2 separate regions of the Homo sapiens genome follow, and region 2 is linked to region 1. The links are chromatin loops, found by intact Hi-C in ENCODE. Cell type or tissue: heart right ventricle. All regions are shown on one strand. Links, peaks and the distances in the headings refer to the core of each region. The heading gives the core; the rest is flanking DNA. Region 1 has its middle 96 kb from the start of MIR4705. Region 2 has its middle 41 kb from the start of TPP2.

Region 1 (12,523 bases), core at 1,464-9,463:
CGTTGACACATTATCTCTTATAGCCTTGGAGGCTCTATGCTTGGCAAAACATTTTAATTCAGATTTATTAAAAAAAGATTTTGCTAAAAAATTACATACCTTCCAGGTATGGGAAATTGCTACATTTTGGACATTTGCCAAATTTTGAAGAGTAATTATTACTTATGTGTGTGTGCATAAGAAGTTCTCTAAATGCATGGCCTGGCATACAGAATAAACTAAAACCTGCACAGTTTTTCCCTATTGAGATTAAACAAAAGAACCATTTTTGGCATGCAAAACCTTCCTATGAGACAAACTTGAGATCACTGACAGGAAGGTAAATTAACTCAAGTTCAGCTTTTTTAGTCCTTTCAGCCCCTTTTCTACCACTCCCCTTTTAGTGAAGCAGGCAGACCATCCACCTCCTCCCCAAGGACTCTGGGCTTCTGTGCTGAAATATTTGCATTTCAAAGGTCTAAATAGGTAGTACCAGAAAGTGGCATTTTGATGACATTTTTGACATGTACAAGAGAGATGGCTTTTAAAAGTTGTCCTTTTAGTAATCTTTTGTATCTCTGCACTGTCACAATATTTAACACATGACAATGAAATATGTTTGTCTGCCTTCCTTGTGTCACATAAGCTCTTGGAAAGTAGGCATGCTTTATTCATCTGTGCATTGCATTCTCCACCAGTGTCAGGCATATGGAAATGCTGAATAAATGGCCTGCACTATGAACACATACACCTGCATATTCAGAAGGCCTGGACTGCCTTCGTAACAAGCCCATGAATCTTACCTGGTCAAATTCAGGACAGAATCAATTTGGACAAAGAGTTCAGAAAACCAGAATTTGAATCCTATCAATTGCTTCCAGGCTCCCTGGGTCAGTCACTTCAGTCTGATTCTCACTTTCCCCATCTGCTAGCAAAGGGTCTTGACTAGACACAAGTAAGGTTCTTTCTATAAATATTTTCAATAAATATTTTTCCAAGGGTGGCCTAAAATAATTCAACAAAATACTTTATAACCACTAAATTGTACCATAATATATTCTGTGGGGCTACTAGTGGATGCTATTTATTTATTAAAAGAGCTTCCATCAATGAGCATCACTGATAACTCTTTTGATGTCATAATATAGGCTGCCAGCCACTGGCAGAAGCTAAAATGGAACCAAGGATTGATCACTAAGTTTCTATCAGCACTTCAGACTTTATTCTTTTCCCTCATGGGCCCTGTTATTTTATGTGATGTCTTCCCTGTGTTTCATACAATTCGTTCTCATTAGTGGTCTTCATGAATGTGTCTGATTACCAGGGCTGGTTGGAAAAAATGTATATTTTTATCGTTTGAAACTCATGCTTTTTCTTGGTTTAATTAAACACAGGCAGTTTTTTGGAGGATTTTTATATTATCTAAGTATCATGATGTAGTTGAAAGAGTGGTGGCCTAGATGTTAAGAGATTCAGAATTGAGTTCTGTTGCTGACACTAAATACCTGTACTAGTGTAAATTTCTTTATCTCATTGGGCTTCCATTTTCCCACTTACAAAGACCATGGAAAAGAGTGTCTTCTAGCTACGGTATTTATTACTCTGTAATATTGTTATAAAGGCAGCTTCAAAAGTATTGGTTGAACGAATTAGGAAAGTAATGACATATTGCTGTATTTAAGTTCTCTTGCACATGTCAAACATAAAAAGGGGCCACTTTTATTTCTGTAAACCCATGAGCTAATGACATTGTCATGCTATACTAATGCTTACCTTAAAATGAATGTGACTTTGTTGCTCATCCCACAAAATAATTTGTCAGCCACCAAAATCAACACTGACCTTCATCAGCTAGTGACTTCTTCAAGGTCCTACCAAGAGCCACTAGCATCAATCTAAGGTAACATGTACTGCGTGTAAATTACATGTTACACTGAGAAGGGTAAAATAGAACAAAACTTTTTTTCCCCAACTGACACTGATAGTCATTGTGAAGTGACTTTGTACAAGCAACCAGGAAGAGTTTTATGAATCACAAGAACAAGGCTTGCAGAATATAAAAGTTCCTGGGTAATTGTCCTCAGTAATTTGCTTTGCTTATCAGAGTGCTAATAGGTTGGATCTGCTCTTCTCTGATATACTCACTGTTTTCTCCTAATGCACAATCTTTGGAGCTTAAGTAGAATGCTATTGAAAAATAAATAGGAATGATTTTGCAAGGATGTAGTCTGGTTTGTTTCTTTCATAGTAAATGGATTTCATATCTCTTGCACTCAAATAAAATAATGTTTATATACTTCTCTAAATACTCTCTCTCCCTGTAGGAGGATTTCTGTGCTAAATGCATAAAGATAACCAATGCACTGGTTAATTTTATTAATCTACTGATATTTCCTAAGGTGGTTTGGGGGCCTAACATAGCTGTTGGGGAAAAGGCATATATATCACTTTTGCTATTGCTATGCAGCATAACAACTACAGTGATTTTGCAATATAAAGACTATCATTAACAGGTGTAACTGGTACACTGAAGGAAAGTGCATATTTAAAATAGGCATGGATTATATGATTTAACATAAGTCAGTACGAGAAACCAGAAAACCCAGCTAAAATGTTCTTAAATATAAATTAAAAGCCTGGAGGAAGGGAAATTCTAGTGTTGGTTAATTCAGCAGCATAATGACATTCATCTAGGTTCTGTTTTTTCCATCTTACCACTCTGCCACCATGGGTATGTTGGCTTCAGCCCTATGGGTGCAAGACAGCTTTAGCAGATCCAGACGTCACCCAACAATGCCCAAAACACCCTCCTTTTCTAGTAGAACTTATATAGTTCATTGGCTAGAATTGAGTCTCATGCCGATTTCTAAATCAATCATTGCCAAAAAAACCCAATTGCCATGATTGTCATAACTTAATTAGAAATCACATAGAAGTGCTAAGGAGGGCTCAACCTCCTCCAAATGGAGGATTCATATGCCTACCCACAATACTTTGAACAACATCGAGGTTCTGTTAAAATTGAAGAAAGAAAATAATAACTGTTGGCAACCCAAATCACCCATCACATTAGTCAGATAGCATAACAAAATCCAGGGATGTTTATTTAGGGATTTATTTTTCAAATATTACGGAAGAATTACCTGGTAGTCTTTATATATTCATTTTGCTTAAAAATAAATATATAAGTGGGCAGATAAATAGAAACGTATTCATTTTTAAAATGATTTACCTTTTCTGATTTAGATCATAGTTTTAGAATCTGTTGCATTTGTGTTTATGTGATGTTCTTTTAGATGAAAATTATTTGAAATACATGTACTTTTGATGACTTAAGCTTTGTGTTGCATGGCATCAAGCTCCTGTCAGTCTTCTCTTGGACTCTGGGATCAATGCAATTCAAGAATATTGCAAGGAAAACTGTTCAATTACCATTCACAATTATTTGAATGATTCATGATTTTTCCAATTCTCTACAACTCAGATGTACTACATAAATAAGCTAGGAGAATGACAGAAGGACTATAATTATTTCAAAGTTTTGTGTAAATATGGACTCTATTCTCTTTTATTTATATATAACTATCATATATAACACACTTATATTAAATCAATAATTTACTTTATAAATAGCTATCATATACTATAATACATTTAATATAAATTTGATGTAAATGTATATATGATAGCTATTTATAAAGTAAATCATTGATTTTACTGTAATCATTTTTATGTACTTCCATTTATTTCTTTTGGATAAGCAGTTCAGTGTAAAAATCCTGATCTAATCAAAAGTTTTTGAAGGAAAATCATGGAGAAGATGGAAGCAGTAGAACTGTTCAGAGATTAGGTTGTAACATATGCTTGGTGTGGATTTTTAAAAATTTTTTAATCTTACTATGCATGGCGGGCCAGATACAGTAGCTCATGCCATAGATATATATTAGCCAGGTACAGTGGTGTGCACTTGTATTTCCAGCTACTCAGTAGGCTGAGGTGGGAGGACCACTGGAGCCCAGGAGGTTAAGGCTATAGTGAGCTATAATTGCACCACTGCATTCCAGCCGGGGCAACAGAGAGAAACCCTGTCTCTAAAATAAGTAAAATAATATGCGTGCTGTGTCATATTTTGGCTTTAAAATTTGAGGGCATTTCTCATGATAATCTGGACCACTTCTACTTTGTAGGAAACTGTATAATAATATTGGTAACTTAGAGGACCTAAGTGATTCTATGGAATCTGTAAACTCAAATGCTCAAGGTGTGACAGCCAAGAGAGAGGAGGTACAAACATCCCCCAGGCTCTGGAAGATCCACTCCACCAAAAGGAAGCAACGGTTTTAATTTGTGTATTTCTTTATATATGTATTTTAGATAGAGGTCTGAAACATAGTGTCTTCGGGGTTAAATTAATTTTGAAGTCAATTTGACTCTATCAAGTCAGTAGAAACATGGGTTAAAGCTTGAATAACTGATTCTCAAATCCAGAAATTACTGGGCAGATATAAACTTCCTTTGATTTCTACTCAATAGGTCAATTTCTTAGACTATTAATGCACAAGACGAAAAACAAGTGTGTATTTTTTTCCCCTCAGGGAGAATGAATTGGCAATATTTTAGTAGAGGGTCATAATTAGTTTCAAAATGTTCACCATACCCCTCAGTTTTACTCTTGAAGGCTTTGTTGGTGTTAATTAGGAAGTTTTATATGTACTAATACATATTTGCATTTAATATATTACATAAGCACATAGCATGCATAAACACACACACATTTTTTTTTAAATCTGAGTAGAAGGGTTAATAGTTATTTTGCCACCTGGAAGCAGTTTGTGGCCCACCTAACCCCCCATACTTGTGAAAACCATTAATAATCAAGAAATTCTAGAGGACAAAGCATTTGAAAGTATTTTGTAGAGGAAACTCTACCCTCTGGCTCAGATTGAGACGTGCTGTTTCTTAAAAAGGATTCTTATTGCTACATGCATGACCATCACTGGGAGGATAAGTGGGTATCTGTGTCATAATTGCCATTTTCTGTGGATTCAGCCATGTATGGGGATAAACCATGGTGGAATCTCAAGTTGGCATCAGGAGGAAAATGACAAAACCTGAAGCAGGAAAGGAAACAGGATTGGACTAGAGCAAAATGTTTATAGAAGGTGCAGAAGGTGTGTAGATTTTAGTAGAGCATTTTTTAAAAAGAGAATAAAAGCGTATGTTGTTTTTAAAGGAAACATTGGAAGGGACTAAGCTGAGTGATTGAATGAACATCTATTAACTCCTTGTTTATAACATTCAAAATTTGTGTTTTAGAGAAATTTTAATAAAGTGAAGACAAGCTACATTTTGATACATTCTTGATGCTACTGTGAATTAGTGATGGGAAACATCAAGGTGTGAAAGGTATGGAAGCTACCAACTCATCACTTTTATCCAATTTGCGACAGCATTTTCACTTTCCTCATCATGCCATTCACCTTGCTACCCTTTCTACCTTAGAGGCATCTCAGCAAGCTTTGAACTTTGTTTTGGCTTTATTTCCAATACAATCATTGGCTCTCACAAGGCCCTTTTCCAGCAAAATAATAATAACCCTGAAAACAAATCAAGGAAGTTATCAAAACCTAGTCATAGTTATTAGTACTTGTCAGACATCCAGGGTGACAAGATTAGGGACTGTTTGCTTATTCTGGAGAAGTTGGGTTTTTTCCTTTTCCATTTTTTTTTTTAAGGAGTAAAACAGCTGTTGCAGATGGAGGTATTCTGCGAGCATGACTCAAGCACAGTATTGTGTGAAAATGCAACCAAATCATATCCTATTTTTACCACAGTGCTACATTTGTTAAGAAAAGATGCAATATATATCTAATATTTGCAAGATTTGGGATCAGTTTTGTGAACTGTATTGTGCTTGATGATTTAGGAGAAAATCACTCCAAAGATTGTAAGTGTGGTGTAGACAAATATGAATACTTTTGCTAATTTGTGGCATTTTGCCATGTTGCTGTAGCAGTATTTTTATGTGCTAGTCTATTTCTTGGTAGCCATTTAATTTTTATTATTTGTGTCTAAAATCTTATGAACCATTGATATTTCTTATTTCCCTCATGCATGTGTACTTTATTTTTGAGAGAAAGAGGGAAGAGAACAAAATGGTACACGGTGAAGTATGAGTATGTTTTGATTTTTCTTCTCAGATTTAAAGAAAACATGCATATCTACATATCTTAACTCAGTCACCGTTCCAAAATATGGAATTTTGTCATTTTCAAAACCTTTTCCCAGAAAACAGCCTTATTTGTGCCCTCTAGTGGTAGATGCATAAATTTATGCAGTAAGTCAGAGAAAGCTGCCTCTTTTTTTCTTTCGGTACATTATGATTCAGCATCCAAATAACTAAATAGTGTTAACTCATACCTATACTTAAAGAAAAATCCTATGTAATTGAGCTTAATATGTTTTCCAAATGCATCACAATTATGTATTGGAGAAATAACCCTAGCAGTTATCTAGCTAGAGAAACTTCTGAAATTACAATAGTATAACTCCTCATGATTTTCAGGTTCCTTTTGTCCAGCAAAATGCTGTTATTCTTTGAGAAAAAGTAAGTACATTTTCCACAAATGCATTTTCTCGTCTTGAAATCTGTTTTAAAAACTCTTCTAAATTGCTGCATTCGTTCATAAACTGTTTCTTGTTTTTGTACTGATAAGTATCACTAGAAAGCTACATGAAAGAGAAAACTGTCTTGTTTAACGTAGCAGTAACTGACCCTCATAGAAAAGGCCCAGATAGAAATGGCTCTTGAACTCATGGCTCCACTGAACATCTACTGGGTGTACAACCAGTTCTGTTTCGTGTCTCTGAAACAGTCACTGCCTTCATTCAACACGTCCATTTTCCTGGGTGACCAAAGTTGATTGGGCCAGGAATAGACTCCCTGTCCAAACCAAGCCAACTAGAATCCTCCCCTGGGATTTCTGAAACTAGTGCTGATAAAGAGAGTAGGTCTATTTCTAGTAGAGGAAGCCCTACAATATATTTTCTGAAAAACTATTGGTAGCCATGTTTACTGTCAAATGTTGGTGGTGAGTTAAGAATGGGAAAGAAAATTTTGGTGGCATTAATGCCTCTGGTTTCTGTTGTGAGGATGCAGCTGTCTGCTCTTCCTATAACCCCACTTTTCTTTTTTTGGTCATTTAATTCATCCTTGGATTTGGTAACACAATACATTCTTAGTATGCTTAGGTTAATTTGGGTTTGAGTTTAGTTTCTATCACTTTTTGCCGAAGTAATACGACAATACAACAAGGCATGTTGTCAGTTTCTATTCTTGAATTTTCTCATAACCCAGTTTATAGATTGAGTACTGGGGGCAGAGTTTCTGCTAAAGGGTCAGGGAGTCTCCTCAAAAAATTGTGACCTCTTTCATATTCATCTTGAGGTTTTATTAAGTTCAGGTTCTGCTACTTTATCCCTATTTAGAGGTATCAGCTGTCTTTCTTTAAATACCTTGGATTTTCCTATTTTCTCACTCCCCTTATCAGCATAGGTAATGATAAATCACATGCACACTGGACTTCCTTCATAGCAGTCTGTTACCTTTTACAGGTAGTTTTCAGCCTTTTATCTCTAAAATAATGGAATGATACACTTTGTTTCTTTTTGAAGTAAAAGTTGGGGAGAAAAATATGAAAATCCCTGGGTGGCTTAGGCACACATTTCTTTTGCATCTGAAATGATCCAACATCAAACATTGTGCCTAGTACACAGAAAGCACTGAGTCTGTTTTGGTTAAATATAATAGCAAAATTAGTTAACATTATTGAGTATCTGCTATATACCAGATACTGTATTGGGTAGTCATTTTATTTATGTCTAGTACAAGTTTTAACTTTTACAACTTTTTTGAACAACTTTTCAAAGACCCCATTATTATCCCCATTATAAATGAGCACAGATGGAGGGCTTGCCCAAGGCCACACAACTAATAAGATTCTCCAAATCTTACTACTCTGTCACCATTTTCCACCAAAGCACCAAACACGGATGACTTACTGCTGTAAGGGGGGGGGGGGGTCTTGAAGAGTTTGACCTAAAGCTGCCACCATAAACTTGATGTTACACGAAGGCTTGTACGTAATGACATTTATGTGATATTTTCAATCCACTGTGTTTCATGCAAAACAATTACATGACAATGAAAATATCTGGTATATCAGGCACCCCTGGAAGGCATGCCGTTCCTGCCCTGGCTTGGTTTGTAGCAGGCTGGCAGGGGAGGGGTTGAGTGGGTGAATTTGTTCCCATAGCTCTCCAGCCTGCAGCATCAAGCTGCTGAAAGCTGCTGAAAGCTTCTTGGGATAGAAACATCTTGGTCTTTCCTCGTTTCTTCACATAACTGACTACTCTTTGATTTTCTCACTCCTCTGCCCAGTGCCCTCTGATTCTAGGAATTAAGAGCCTATTCTAAGTCCCTCTCCTTCCATCCTTAACTAGCATTATCTCTTCCATGCCATCCCCCCCTCCACAGCAGTCATCCGTGGAGCATTGCTCATAGGACATATGAGGCGATGAATGGGGACACATTCTTTGGATTAATAATAATATTATCATTAGCTAATCTCTTTTGCTAAGCATTTTACATATTTTATCATTAATCATTATACTAATCCTGCAAGATATATGTTATTTTCCATTTCTCTATTTTTTTTTTCTTTCTTGAGATAGGGTCTCACTCTACCACCCAGGCTGGAGTGCAGTAGCATGATTTTGCCTCACTGTAACCTCTGCCTCCTGGGTTCGAGTGATTTTTGTGCCTCAGCCTCCCGATTAACTGGGATTACAGGCACGTGCTACCACGCCTGGCTAGTGGTATTTTCTATTTCATAGATGAGAAAACTGAGACTCAGATGAGTTATGAGCTTTCAAACTCTTCCGAGCTCCAATGTGGAAGACCCAAGATTCACACTCAGATCTGTTGATCACAGGGATTATACTATCTTGACAAGGGCAACCATCTCTGCCTTCAAAAAAGACCACAGGGATGTTGGAATACATTGTTTACATGGAACTTGTAGCAAGACCATCAAAGGGAATTTTACATATTAGGCAATACAAACCACTTTTGCTTTAAAATGTGCATAGTGATAAATAAAAAGTACACAGTACTCAGAAAACTCATAGCTTTTACATTTGATCATAGATCCCAAAGCAATTATAAAGTAAGAACTGAAACACTAAAACACGGTTTTACTGTATGAAAACAATACCAGTTGTGATCAGTTATGTAAGCTGCTAACAATTTGTGAACAACTCCCATGTTGCACAATAACTTTGCTTCACTTAATGGCACATTTATTGCTAGAAATGAGCACCCTTTAATTTGCCCAGCTCCTTCTGTTCAGGAGGAAGTACCTGGTGTCCTCTCCTCTGTCCTGTTCAGGACACTGAGGGCCTCCTCGGTGGCTGAGGCATTGGATGGACTGACACCTCACCACACTGCCTCTCCCTGTGGGCCACTCCTGTGTTGCCACTCTGGCCTTGGATGGCAGGATCCAGCTCTGCACTGTTTTCCATGTTTCCCAGGCAACTTGTTCTGGACTGTCATAGAAATTGTACTATTGTGTTATTGTCTTAGGGCCATAAGTTAGATCACATCCTTCAAGTGGGTAAGGCTTTGTCTGAAAAGAATGATGGTCTCATTGCCAATCAATGAAAAGGATGAGCCTGTTCAGGACACTGAGGGCCTCCTCGGTGGCTGAGGCATTGGATGGACTGACACCTCACCACACTGCCTCTCCCTGTGGGCCACTCCTGTGTTGCCACTCTGGCCTTGGATGGCAGGATCCAGCTCTGCACTGTTTTCCATGTTTCCCAGGCAACTTGTTCTGGACTGTCATAGAAATTGTACTATTGTGTTATTGTCTTAGGGCCATAAGTTAGATCACATCCTTCAAGTGGGTAAGGCTTTGTCTGAAAAGAATGATGGTCTCATTGCCAATCAATGAAAAGGATGAGTCCCGAGATAAAACATGGTGACACAGGAGGTGGGCCTCAGGCCAGGGCGATGGAGGAGAAAAGTACTCAGCCTAGGACTGGGATTTCAGCTGGGACGGTCCACTTTCCCTCACAAGGACTTCTCAGAACTTCAGTGTCTGAGGCCACCTGAAATCCCAGTCCTAGGCTGAGCGCTTTTCTCCTCCATCACCCTGGACTGAGGCCCACCTCCTGTGTCACCATGTTTTATCTCAAGGCTCATCCTTTTCATTGATTGGCAATGAGACCATCATTCTTTTCAGACAAAGCCTTACCCACTTGAAGGATGTGATCTAACTTATGGCCCTAAAAGACAATAACACAATAGTACAAGATCTATAAATTTCACAAGGTTTGTGTTATCAGACTTGAAGGGTACTGATGTGTCATGACTACAATTCATTCAAACAAAGACATTTTGAGAGTAAAATGAGGAGTTATTAATTATTATGCCTGGAAAGTAAACAAGAACTAGGATGTATGTTTCACCTACAAATTCAAGGTGTTGACAGTCCAGAACAAGTTCCTTGGGTTGCACCAAGCTTAAGTCCATTTCTTTGTAGGGATTCCTCATCTAAGTTTAAAAATTACCAGAGTCCAGACTTATTTGGGACACATCAGGCATATGACCAAACAACTTGGTTGCATATATTTTATTATGGAATAATCTACAGCCTGGACAACTATGTGTAGTTTCGAGATACTTTTGCTCAAGTAATTTTATTTGCTTGTCCGGAGTATATCTCTATGAGATAAGTTTGCAGTTAGTTGTGCAAAGTCAATAAACACTATTTAGTCATAAATTTTGGCTTTTAATCCTTGTCAGTTATCTTGTTTTGGTTGCCAAGAGGGATAGATGTCTGAAATGAGGTTGCTTCAGCATGAATATATTGTGATCACTGGAAAAACAAAAGTTGGGATTTTTATAGAGTGCCCAATAGACAGTGCTGAAGGAATGGCTGGTGTGGCTGTTTAAGAGCATAATGAAGCAACCACACCACATTAGTAGCCAAACTTTAGCATAGTTTAAAAGTGACCTCATTGCTGTTTCTAAAATATAAAGAGCAGTATGGCCTAGTTTCAGGCTCTTATCACTGTCACAAAGTTCGTAAATATTGTTCGACTAAGTAATCTAATGTCCCAGGTTTTCTCCCCGTCTTGATAAAAACTCCATGACTGGTCCATTAGCCAAGTATGGGAGAGAGGCAGGGCATAGCTCTGGATCATTGTTTTCTTTTTATCTGGCATACATCAAATACATATGAGCTAGTTAAGATAAACATGGAGAAGAATATGCCACTTTTATTTTGCTAACTGAACACAGTACATTTCCATATTCAGATCAGTCATACTTACTTTGGATTATTTCATGGTTCAAACCTATGGACTAACTTTATCAGTCTCAGGTTTTTTTTTTTTTTTTCCCATAGAATTTATTTAATCTGTGGGCTGCTTTACAGCTAGGCTTGCTGCCTATGTTGATCCTAGAAGAACTAACTCTTCCAAGAGGATCATTGTGGTTGCTATAGTGCCTTTTGCAATTAAAGCCATTTGAATCAGGGAGCCCATTTTCTAAGCAATGCTGTGGGTGTGTTGGAGCTGATTATTTTCTGTTGATTTGTTGTTGTTGTTATGGGAGGCATGAGCTCAAATGTGTAATAAGACTACCTGAGTCCAGTCGGTGGCTCTGCCACTTAACGTGTGATCTTGGACATGCCCTCTAAACTTTCCATGCCTCAGTTTCCTCATCTCTAAAACACAGGTAATAATTATGATGATAACACTTACTTCACAGGATTGCTGTAAGGGTTCCAAGATTTAAAACACATATAATTGGTAAACTAGTACTTGGCATCTAATAAGTTCACGATAAATATCAACTATCAGTGTTTGCATTCTAGATATGAATAATATTTTTATTGTTAAGGTGTAAAATGACATAGAATGGAGCATTAAATTTTAAAATCCTATCATTATCATTAAGCTAAAGAGTTCTGGGTCACAATATGATATATTACTGCTGAAGATCTTACTTCTTTTAGGGAATATAGCTCTCCAAGCAAATGCATCAAGATATGTAAATTAAGTAAAAAGATTTAGAGCAAAATTCTTATTTAAAATTTAACGGGGGCCGGGCGTGGTGGCTCATGTCTATAATCCCAACACTTTGGGAGGCCAAGGTGAGTAGATCACTTGAGGTCAGGATTTAGAGAGCATCCTGGCCAACATGGCGAAACCCTATCTCTACTCAAAATACAAAAATTAGCCGGGCGTGGTGATGCATGCTTGTAGTCCCAGCTACTCGGGAGGCTGAGGTAGGAGAATCACTTGAATCTGGGAGGCAGAGGTTGCAGTAAGCTGAGGTGGTGCCACTGCACTCCAGCCTGAGCAATAGAGCGAGACTCCGTCCCAAAAACAAACAATATTTCATTGCAATTGCACTTCAAATCCCACATGTAGAGAAATTCTGTTTACAGGCAGTTTTCCAAATATTATAAACTCC
Region 2 (12,523 bases), core at 2,178-10,177, 410 kb before region 1:
CTAATCTTGAATATAAATGAATTAATCTTCCACTTAAAAGGTATAGACTGGGTGAATGGATAAAAAAAATGACCCAATTATATCGTACTACAAGAAACTCACTTCGCCTATAAAGAAACATGTAGACTGAAAATAAAAGGATAGAAAAAGATATTTCAAAAAACCAGAAACCAAAAGCAAGCAGGAGTAGCTATATTTATTTGACATAATGTAGACTTTAAGTCAAAACTGTATAAAGAGATAAAGAAGTTCATTATGTAATGATAAAGGGATCAATTCAGCAAGAAGATATAACAACTGTAAATATATATGCACCCAACACCAGAGCACCCAGATATATAAAGCAAATACTAGAACTAAAGGGAGAGACAGACTATGATTCAATTATAGTTGGGGACTTCAACATCCCACTCTCAGCATTGGGCAGATCATCCAGACAGAAAATCAATAAAGAAACGTTGGTTTTAAACTGTACTTTAGACCAAATGGACCAACAGCTGCAGAATACACATTCTTTTCATTAGCACATGGAACATTCTCCAGGACAGACCACATGTTAGGCCACAAAACAAGTCTCAACAAATTTACAAGGAGTTAAATCATATGAAGTATTTTTTTCTGAACACAATGGGATAAAACTAGAAATCAATAACAAGAACTTTTGAAACTTTACAAATACATGGAAATTAAACAACATGCTCCCGAGTGACCAATGGGTCAATTAAGAAATTAAGAAGAAAATTTAAAAAATTATTTAAATAAATGATAGTAGAAATACAACACAGCAAAACTTATGGGATATAGCAAAAGCAGTATTAAGGGGAAAGTTTATAGCAATAAATGCCTATATCATACAAACAGAAAGATTTCAAAGAACCTACTAATGCATCTCAAATAACTAAAACAGCAAGAACAATTCATACCCAAAATTAGTAGAAGGAAAGAAATAATAAGTATCAGAGCAAAAAGAAATAAAATTGAAACTAAAAAAAATTACAAATGATTAACAAAATGAGAAGCTTGCCTTTTGAAAAGATAAACAAAATCAAGAAACCATTAGCTAGACTAACCAAGAAAAAGAGAGAGAAGACCCAAATAAATACAATCTGAAACAAAAAAAGGAGACACTACAGTGGTTACCATGGAAAGAATCTGAAGGTCTAGCTAGAGCAATCAGGAAAGAGAAATAAATAAAAGGCACTCAAATTGGAAAAGAGGAATTCAAACTATCTCTGTTTGCTGATGACATGATCTTATATCTAGAAAACCCTGAAGTCTCCTCCAAAAGACTTCTAGATTTGATAAATGAATTCAGTAAAGTCTCAGGTTACAAAATCAATGTACACAAATCAGTAATACTGCTATACACCAATAACAACCAAACTGAGAATCAAATCAAGAACTCAATCCCATTTACAATAGTCACAACAAGAATAAAATACCTAGGAATACACTTACCCAAGGAGGTGAAAGATCTCTACAAGGAGAACTCCAAAATACTGATCAAAGAAATCATAGATGACACAAACAAATGGAAACACAGACCAAGCTTATAATATATTGGAAGAATCAATATTGTGAAAATGACCATATCATCCACAGCAATCTATAATCAATGTACTTCCTATCAAACTACCAATATAATTTTTCACAGAATTAGAAAAAACAATTCTAAAATTCATATGGAACCAAAAAAGAGTCTGATTAGCCAAAGCAAATATAAGCAAAAAGAACAAATCTGAAGGCATCACATTATCTGACTTCAAATTATACTATAAGGCTATCATAATCAAAACAGTATGCTACTGGTATAAAAGTAGACACATAGGCCAATGGAAAAGAATAGAGAACCCAGAAATGAAGCCAAATGCATACAACCAACTGATCTTTGACAAAGCAGACCAAAACATATGCTGGGGAAAGGACATCATATTCAATAAACGGTGCTGAGAAAATTGGATAGCCACATGTAGAATGATGAAACTGGATCCTTATCTCTCATCATATACAAAAATTAACTCAAGCTAGATTAGAGACTTTAACACCCGAAGCCATAAAAATTCTAGAAGAAAACCTAGGAAAAACTCTTCTGGATATTGGCCTAGGCAAAGGATTTATGACTAAGGTCAAAAGCAAATGTGACAAAATAAATAAATCCATAAATGGAAACTAATTAGACTAAAATACTTCTGCACAGCAAAAGAAACTATTAACAGATTAAACAGACAACTTACAAAATAGGAGAAAACATTTGCAAACTATGCATCTGACAAAGGACTAATATCCAGAATCTACAAGGAACTCAAATAAATCAACAATAGAAAAATAAATAATTCCACTAAAAAGTGGGCAAGTGACATGAGCAGACATTTCTCAAAAGCAGATATACAAATAACCAACAAATATATGAGAAAATGCTCAACATCTCTAATAATCAGGGATATGAAAAATTAAAACCTCAATAATATACCATCTTACCCCAGCCAGGGGACCATTTTTTTTTTTTTTTTTTACTTTAAGTTCTAGGGTACATGTGCACAGCATGCAGGTTTGTTACATAGGTATACATGTGCCATGTTGGTTTGCTGCACCCATTGACTCATCATTTACATTAGGTATTTCTAATGCTATCCCTCCCCCAGCACCCCACTCCCCAACAGGCCCTGGTGTGTGATGTTCCCCTTCCTGTGTCAACAGAGTGAAGATGCAACCTACAGAATGGGAGAAAATATTTGCAAACTATTTATCTGACAAGGGATTAATACCTAAGAGGTTGATAAAGATTATCCTCAATGTCTACGGCCTCTATTGGGCTTTCTTCCTCTCTAGAATTTCCCTGCACTTACCAGGGGCCTTGTGACAACCCCTCCTTGACAACCCCACCCCCAAGTATGCTACTTATTGGGTTCTTCCTGGAGACACTTCTCATATCTCTTGGCCTTTATCAAAATGTGCCTGTCCTGTGCCCACTTTTCTTAGTTATCTATGTTCCTAACACCTGTTAATGGGTTTTAGAAATATATTTTAATATCTAAATTTCTATTGTGCATAGAAAGGATTGTTATACTTACTTGTGTTGTAAATAACATGTAACTTGTTAAAAGTTTAATTTTAAACTTTTAAAAAATATAGCCTTTACTATTTAAATTATTTAAACTCTTAGAACTGATAAATTCAGTAAAGCTGCAAGATACAAAATCAACATACAAAAATTAGTAGTGTTTCTATACACCAACAATAAACTAGCAAGAAATCAAGAAAGCAATCTCATTTGCAAAAAATCTTATTAAATTTATAAAATCAAACTAGTAAATGCTATACAAAAATACGAACAAAGTTATCACTGATTCTTTAATGAATATTGAATTAATTTGTAAATACAAATTGATTTACCTTAGATAATCAACACAACTTATATACTTCAGACATTCCCTAGGATATTTTAAGTTAAACAGGAAAAAATACAGTTCTCTCAAACTCTTCAAAAGACAGAATGACAAATCTAACAAGGAAGATTTTCTGAGGTTCTTAGGAAACCTCTATGTCTTTAATAAATCAGACATGAAAAATCAATAAATCAAATTCTCTTAACTTGTTAGTTCTCAGACCTTCTGGTCTCAGGATTATTTTAACTCTTAAAAAGCATAGAGAATCTCAAAGAGTATTTGTGTTTGTGTGTTTTTTTCTGTTGACATTTACTGTATTAAAATTAAAACACAAATTTAAAATTTTTATTTATATGCTTAACATGAAATGAAATTTTAATTTAAAAAAACTATATTTTCAAACACAAAATGTGTGAGAAGAGTAGCATTGTTTTATACTCTTGTAAATATTTTTAAGACTAGAGTTCTGCAGCTACAGGCCAAGGACACCAAGGAATGCCGGCAACCACTAGGAGCTGGAAGAGGTAAGGAAAGGTTTTTATCTAGAGCCTTTGGAATGAATGTGGCCCTGCAGACACCTTGGTTTTAGACTCCTGGCCGCCAGAACTATGAGAGAATAATTGTGTTATTTTAAGCCACCAAGTTTCTGATAATTTGTTACTGCAGCTTCAGGAAGGCCTCTAACATATGGTGTTTTATTGGGATAAACTCTTATCCGTAATAGTATGCCTCTTTAAAAACAGGATCCTATTTTCAGAATTATATATATCTGTCGCCATCAAAGCTATATTTAGGAGGTATAATCTCATGACTCAAGTGATTTTCTTGATATGGATAACAAATCTCTCATAATGGTCTAATATTTAATCAAGCTTGAATGCACATTGTAAATTTTATATCTTCTATCTCTGCAAATATTTCAAGGTGGTAATGACATTTTTTCCAAATGAACTGTCAGGTTTTTGATCAGGTTTCATCTCACTTATTTGTAAAGTCTACTCATATTTCCTGCCGACATCAATCCCCTCCTTCCTAATGGCCTGTCGTTTTTCAGTGTCTGAACTATGCATTTTGGCACATCAATCAAACTTGCTTCTGCTTTGTATAACATAGTACAGGTTAGTCATGACTGGGTAATAATAGCTACCATTTATAAAGCACATAGTATTTATGTATGCTTAATATATGTCATTTGTAAATCCTTTAGCTATAGCAATATAGCTATCTGTATTTATTTATATATCCCTATTTATATATATATCTATATAAAAATATATATGATATAATATATCTCTCTATATAGGATATAGCTCCAGATATATAAATATATATTTCTGTATATTATAGATATATCTATAATCTGGACTTTACATATATAAATATATACCTATATATTTATATTATGTATTATATAAAGATATATCTATATATTTATATTATGTATTATATATAAATATATATCTATATATTTGTATTATATATTATATAAATATATATCTATAGTTATATATTATATTAAATATATAACTATAGATATATATTCTATAAATATATAACTATAGATATATATTCTATAATATAACTATAGATTTATATTATATATAATATAAATCTATAGATATATATTTATAGAATATATATCTATAGTTATATATTCTATAAATATATAACTATAGATATATATTCTATAATATAACTATAGATTATATATTATATATAATATATACCTATATTTATATTAATATTATATATTATATAAATATGTATCTATATATTTATATTATATATGATATATACATATATATCTATATTACATATATAAAATATATCTCTATAGATATATAAAAATATATTTACATTACATATATTATATATATTTATATTACATATATAAAATATATATCTATAGATAATATATGTATATTACATACATTATATATGTATAATACATATATAATATAAAATATATATCTATAAATACATAAATATATTTATATTACATATATACATGGTATCTATAGATATATAAATATATATTATATATTATAAATATAGATCTACATTTTATACTGTATCTGTATAAAATATATCTGTATTTTATAAATAAGGAAGCTGACATTCAGATAAGTTAACTGACAGCAAATATAGGGCAGAATCATAATTGAAATTTACTGTCTCTTTGACGTCAAAGTCGCAAGCCTTTCTACCAGGCTATTCTGCTTCCTCAGAAATTTCTGCAAGTCAGCAATTTGAAATCTGAACAGAGAAACCAAACCTCCCATATGTTTATTTAACCTACCTGTACAACAACATATGCAGCCATAGATAAATGTCCACATATGAATTCCAACTTAACTTATGTTGAAAATATTCTCCCCAGTTGGGGCAGCAGAGTTTGGGAACTTAAGCTCCCGATCTCTGGAAACCAAGTGAGTTCTTCTTGGCAGGATTTCTTGGTAGGATCTCTGATGAGGTAGGGGCTTAAGGTCTTGAAAGAGATCCCAAGGGTTTGGGGAGCAAACTGCTTTGGAGGGGCACTTCACCATCTTTGGCTGGATTAGACCCTGGGCTCCAGAGTCTCTTCCTTCTGCCTGCTACTTCACGGAGAGTTTTGAGGAGCAGTGATTTTGTTTGCAGGCTTTCATTTCCACTGCAATTAATAGTTGATTCCGACGGGGGGTTCTTTCCTCTGGCCTACTGCTGAGTAGAATAAAATCTACTCTTTTAAAATCTACAGCTTTTCCCAAATAATTGATATAGGCATGGAACTCTTTAAGCATGTTTAGTGATTTTTAACCATAAGCAGTTATGGGGAAATACAGGGCAGAAATAGGAAAAAAGTAAAAACTTCTAAGAAGTCTCCCTAAAGCAGCTGCCGTTGATGTTTATTGGATGCTCACTCTCTTATCTTTCCCTTGCTACAAATTCATCTCTACTCTTAGGAGCTCCAATCTTCTCCTCTTTTTCTTCTAGAATTTGGGGCTCAAGTCTCACTTTCTTCTAAAAAAAGCTCCAGCCCACGTCTTCTCTTCTCAATTGCCGTCTCCTAGCTCTTGAACCTCATCCTTTTTATTTTGGAGTTTTTTGATTAGCCTCTTGGGGGCAGCAATCTCTCAGTTCTGAGTGACATTTTCCTGGACAGATGATGTTAAACTTCAAGTGAATCAGCGGCAGCTAATTTGTTTTGTCTTGTCTAGTGGAGTTTGTTGTGATGTCACTGTTTTAATTCTATGCTTCAATCCACTAACTGAAATAGTAAACCTGTGAATCAAAGTCAGATGTCTTCGTAAATTAACAAAGAACGAATTTGCATGTTCAATGAAAGGAGCAGTTGATAAATTGGCTCACAGCTTAATTTAGCTCATTTTCATTTTTCTGAAAATCTATAGAGTAAAATTCAGTTTTTTCATGAAATCACCCAAATAATTGGATTGTTAACTGTCTTATGTGTTTATTTCTATACCAGACTGTAACCTCCATGAGGCCAAAGGGAATAAGTTATTTTTTCATTTGTTTTTTAACTAGCCCAATGCTCATGAATGCATAGGTAATTAGTAATGTGAAAGCTACTGGCTTGAATTTAGTTCTTGTTTGTTTGTTTGTTTGTTAGTTTTAGAAACAGGGTCTTGTTACGTTGCCCAGGCTGGTCTCGTACTCCTGGCCCCAAGCAGTCTTCCCGCCTCAACTTCCCAAAATGCTGGGATTACAGGCGTGAGCCACTGTGCCCTGCCTCAATTCTTTTAATGAATATTTAAGTGTCTCTTTCAGGGCAAGCATAATGCCAGATAATTGGGACGCGAAGATAAATAAGATATAATCCCTTTATTCTCAAAGACCTCACATGTCTTATTTATTTTTGTGCCCTAAATCTTTATGCATTGATTTGAATCAGTAATAAGGACACGTGATTCCAAATTAGAATGATAGCTTCTACTTATGTCTCCATCCAGCCCGCACTCCCAGTCCAATCAATCCCCATTTGGTATCATCTTCACTAATTCCCCGTGTATCATTTTAGGGTTTCTTTTTGCAGACAGAGTGTACGCTCACGTGTGCGTGCGCACACACACACACACATTTTCCTTTCTTGCTTGCTTTCTTTCTTTTTCCTTCCTTCCTTCCTTCTTTTTCTTTCTCTCTCTCTCTCTTTCTTTCTTCTTTCTCTTTCTTTCTTTCTTTTCTTTCTTTCTCTCTTTCTTTCTTTCTCAAAAGTTAACAGGTAAACCATCCCTGACCTTTTTTTTTTCACTTAATGTATTACAAAGATCTTTTAATATCTGTACACAGAAAGTATTCCTATTCTGTTTTTAATGGCTGCGTAATATTCCATTGTGTGAATGATTGTTTAACCCAAGATTTCTCACCCTCAGTTCTAGTGAGAATTAAGGCTAGATAATTTTTGTCGTGGAGGTTGTCCTGTGCAATATAGGATGCTTAGCAGGATCCCTGGCCTTTACCCACTAGATGCCGTAAGTTTCCCTCTCTCCAGTTGTGACAACCAAAAATAAATCACTCCTGGTTGAAAATCCCTGGTTTAAACAATCCTCTAATGAGGAACATTTTTGTTGCTATCAAATTTTTATCATCACAAGCTATGCAGTAATGAGTAATCTTGTAACATGTTATTTTGCACATGTGCAAGGATATTTGTAGAATAAATTACTAGCTATGGGATTTCTTGGTTAAAGTGAAAGTACATTTTTAATTTTGGAAACATTGCAAAATTTCCCCCATAGAGATTGTGTCATGTTGTATTCCCATCAACAACGTATGAGATGCAATCACCTTTCTATGTGATAACTGAAAACCTAAAGAAACATGTATGAATGATGTATGCCAAAAGGTCATTGCACCCCTTCTGGTAAAGAAATCTGTGTTTGCACTAAGGAAGGTTGAATGACATGCAAATTCCATATTTTTGTACAGGTATCCTTCTGCCTAGACTTACACTATCAACCTATTTAGTGAGAGGCCAATAACAATTTTGAGGCTTTGCCTTCCAGGGATGAATGGGGGGCTTTGTGACTGGCTTTGACCAAGAAGCTATAATTTCTAGGCTCATAGTCTTTAAACAGAATAAAAAGAAACCTGACTTCCTTCCATTTAGGTACCAAGTGGATGTGCAATAGATTCCCTGCAGAAGCTGAACTCTAAGCTCAGTAGGAAGGATGTTTCTCCCTACCTTCAACAAAAGTGAGCAGGCAGTACCTCCAGGATGTTCAAACAATTGATGTTTTCCGCCTGTAAACAGAAGGCCTGGAGCAAAGCTCAATATTTAATAAGGAATAAAAGGGTCTAAGGAAACTATGACTAGTTTCTTTCTTTTGGTGTTCTGACATTTCCATCTTATTGAGATCCAAGGCCTAAAATATAGCAATATGTAGTCAAAGGAGGAGGAGTACATCTAATTGGGCAGATCCCAAAACACTATGTGAAATACAGCATAGAGATACAAGAATGAACACAGTTCTAGGGGAACACAAACAATGGATCAAAAGAGCCTGGGGAAGTGATGAGGGAGAAGGGGAGAAAGGCCCTCTAGGCAGAAGGAATGGTATCTTCAGCCACAAGAATCAAGACTGGTGCACTCAGACACTGAAAAAGGCTCACAGAGAGAGGTGGGCAATGATCGGCAGCAGTCTTAACAGTCTTTTTTTTTTTTTTTTTTTTGAGACAGAGACAGGGTCTCGTGGTCTCCCTCTGTTGCCCAGGCTGGAGTGCAGTGGCACAATCTTGGCTGACTGCCTCCCGTGCTCAGGCGATTCTCATGCCTCAGCCTCCCAAGTAGCTGGGACTATAGATACGTGCCACCATGCCTGGCTAATTTTTGTAATTTTAGTAGAGACAGGGTTTCACCATGTTACCTGCTGGTCTCAAACTCCTGAGCTCAAGTAATCTGTCCACCTCGGCCTCCCAAAGTGCTGGGATTACAGGCGTGAGCCACCATGCCCAGCCCGGAACAATCTTCTATGACAAAGAAGAGGGTCAGGATTTGATGATGTAGGAAACATGGAGCTAATAAGAGTTTGTTAGCATGACAGTGGGGCAGAATAGAGTTCGGTCTGTGTGCAAGACAAAGACAGTGGCTCACTGTCTTTGGAAGAAACTCACCTGAGTGGGAAGAAACTTGTGGCCTGGACTTAGTCGTTGCAATGGTCCAGCAGAGAGAAGACGGGCAGTGGGCTTAAGCCCAGATGAGAGACCAGGGCAGAATCCTCATGGGAGAGGTTTCTCCTCACTCAGCAGGCTCCTTCCATACTACTTCTCCAATCTGAGGCTAGAACATAAGTTGGATCATATCACTTCTCACCTCAGACCCCTCTGGTGGCTCCCATCTCATTATGAGAAAAGACCTAACTGATTAAAATTACAACAGGGCCCTATATGATCTGCTAGACCGAGACCCTAGAGGGAAACAGAAGCTTTCCAGGAAAGAGGGCATGTGCACAGGCTTGACTTCTTCCACTCCCACCGGCTTCTCTCCCTTTCCATCTCAGTTACAGAGGTCTGGGAAGCACCAGGATAGCTGGTTTCTGGACCAGTCAGGACAGAAGTTCAGGACAGAGCTTGTTGGGAGGAACAGGGGATTGGGAATTCAATGTGTGTAAATAGTTTCCATCCTAGTGTTTAATGTAAGTGGTAGTGATGAATTAGCAAATGGGGAAAAAAAGCAAATTAATTCTGATTCTCTAATAGTTGAGCTCCTTGGCATGCTGTTGTAACTAATAAAATATATTTTATTCAGACTTTGATTGCCACGAAGTCACAAATATGTGTATATTTATTTGCAGTAAGCTTCTTACCCAGTTTTCTTTTGTGTTTATCTTCTTTCATTCTCTATGTTTGTGACCTTTTATCTTGGATTGTCTTATTGTGGTGGGATGAATAATGGCCTGCAATGATGTCCACATAATCACCTGGGACCTGTGAATGTTACAGGGAAAAGGGACTTTGCAGATGTACTTGAGTTAAGGATCTTGAGATGGAGGATTGTCCTGGATTTTCTTGGTGGGCCCAGTGTAATCACAAGGTTGTTATGAAACAAAGGAAGGAGACATGAGAGTCAGAAAGAAGGCGATGCAATCATGGAAGCAGATTGGAATAAGGTGCTTTGATGGCAGAAGGGGCCATGAGCCCAGAAATGCAGGCAGCCTCTAGAGGCTGGAAACACAAGAAAATGAATTGTCTTCTCAGAGCCTCTAGGAGGAATCAGCCCTGTGACGCTGTGACATTGGCCCAGTGGAACTGACTTCTTCCTTCTGGTCTGTGTTATTTTAAACCAATAAGTTAGTGGTGATCTATTATAGTAGCAATAGAGAACTAGCAACCTATTGACAGCTTTTTTTTTTTTTTTTTAATACAATGATCTACCTAAGAGGTATAGTCTAGTGATCAAAAACATGGTCTTGGGAGACAGGCTCCTGGCTCTACCACTCACTATCTGTGTAGACTTAGCCAGGCTATTAAACCCGTCAAGTGCCATTTTCTTTTTTTTTTTTTTTTTTTGAGACGGAGTCTGGCTCTGTCGCCCAGGCTGGAGTGTAGTGGCACCATCTCGGCTCACTGCAAGCTCCGCCTCCCAGGTTCACGCTATTCTCCTGTCTCAGCCTCCCGAGTAGCTGGGACTACAGGCGCCCGCCACCAAGCCCGGCTAATTTTTTTTGGATTATTAGTAGAGACGGGGTTTCACTGTGTTAGCCAGGATGGTCTCGATCTCCTGACCTCGTGATCTGCCTGCCTCGGCCTCCCAAAGTGCTGGGATTACAGGCGTGAGCCACCATGCCCGGCTGTGCCATCTTCTTCATCTATAAAATGGCATATTGATTTATACCCTACAGAGATTTGTGCAGATTGTACTTTGACACTTGTGAAAATGCTATACCCAATATCTAGTGTGGAGTAGGCCTTCAAAAAACTCAAAATACAAGCACTGGAGGAGTAGCTAAGTATATTAAGTTGCCTTCATCCAGTCTGCTGTGCATTGAAAATAGGGTTCAATTTATTAAAATTCCATTTTGATTCATGTTCTCAGGGACCCAAATAACCTATGTTTTCAAACTATTTTATAGTTTCTTCTTTCCTTCTTTCATTAACTATGAAAACCAAACATTTTTAATTTTTGGATCAATAGAGAAGTTACAACTTATTTTGGGGAAGTTGTTGCCTCCCTAACATGTCATTTTTAATGGCTTAAGATAGTACTCTCACTTGCAATGTCCCTTACCTAAAAAACAGAAACATTTAATGGAGCACAGTAGTTTAAACACAGCTTAAATGACACCTTAATGATTTCTTTATGTCTTAAGGATCCTTTCAGCTTCAAGTAACAGAAATCCCAATTCAGATAATACAGAAATATGTAATCTCACCGTCACAGGACTTCTGAGACAAGGTAGCTTTCAGGGTTTGGTTCAGTGGCTTAACAAAGATATTGTTGAGCCCTTTCTTTCTATCTGCTCTGACCTCTTCGATGCTGGCTTCATCCCCAGGCTGGTGGCATGATGTTGCTGCAGGCCGTCCCTCATGTCCCCCAGAGGTCAGAATCCTGAGCCAATGGCTGGCAAGGAAAATGAGATTATACTAAAGACAAGGGCGGAGTCAGCTTTCCCTGTGACCACTGTAGCTGGGGAAGAAAGGTACACACTTTGCGGATGTATTCCGGAGGAAGAGTGGGAGAATGAATGCTGGCTCAGCAACCATGATCTTTGGAGAGTTCTTCCGTTTTATCATTTTTCTAATGGGATCCCTCTGTGGAAACTGCTTCAAGGTTTTCTCAGGAAATATTTCTACTTGAACACTTATAAATGGTTAAGCACAACTTCTGAAATCAAATTTTTAATTTCCTAGTGTTTTTAAATTTAAAGAGACACACGTTCTTTTCTAAAATTCAAGCAAATTCTTTTGGTTGAGATATACTATAGAAAGTTCATGTGAGAGGATGATTTAAGAATAACTAATAGCTTATTGAGGGAATATTTTATCACTGTAGTTATACAGCACTGATGGTCATTGCATAAAATAACTCCACTATTCAATAAAAAAGTAAAATTTTCTTTGTGCAACTGGGAAGTGGCATGGCAGTGATACACACACACACTCTATATATGTGTATGCACATATGTGTATGTATATACTAT

The links. A loop is a pair of places that touch in the nucleus more often than their neighbours do. Peaks named below come from ENCODE experiments on the same cell type or tissue, not always from the same donor. Only the 100,000 strongest peaks of a DNase experiment are listed, where the experiment ranks them.
Region 2: it touches region 1 in a loop (7-fold over the local background); 30 of 110 quality-filtered maps call a loop at or near these places.

What each region holds. Positions count from the first base shown.
Region 1 is chr13:102,135,582-102,148,104 of GRCh38, reverse strand. It overlaps a transcript of FGF14 not described here. Among named protein-coding and RNA genes, the nearest start is that of MIR4705, 96 kb to the right of the region's middle. In heart right ventricle, for the core only: CTCF peaks have their summits at 6,076 and 6,276 (motif pointing left); no DNase peak of the experiment used is centred there; H3K27ac peaks cover 411 bases.
Region 2 is chr13:102,550,111-102,562,633 of GRCh38, reverse strand. No RefSeq gene overlaps it. Among named protein-coding and RNA genes, the nearest start is that of TPP2, 41 kb to the left of the region's middle. In heart right ventricle, for the core only: a CTCF peak has its summit at 6,499 (motif pointing right); no DNase peak of the experiment used is centred there.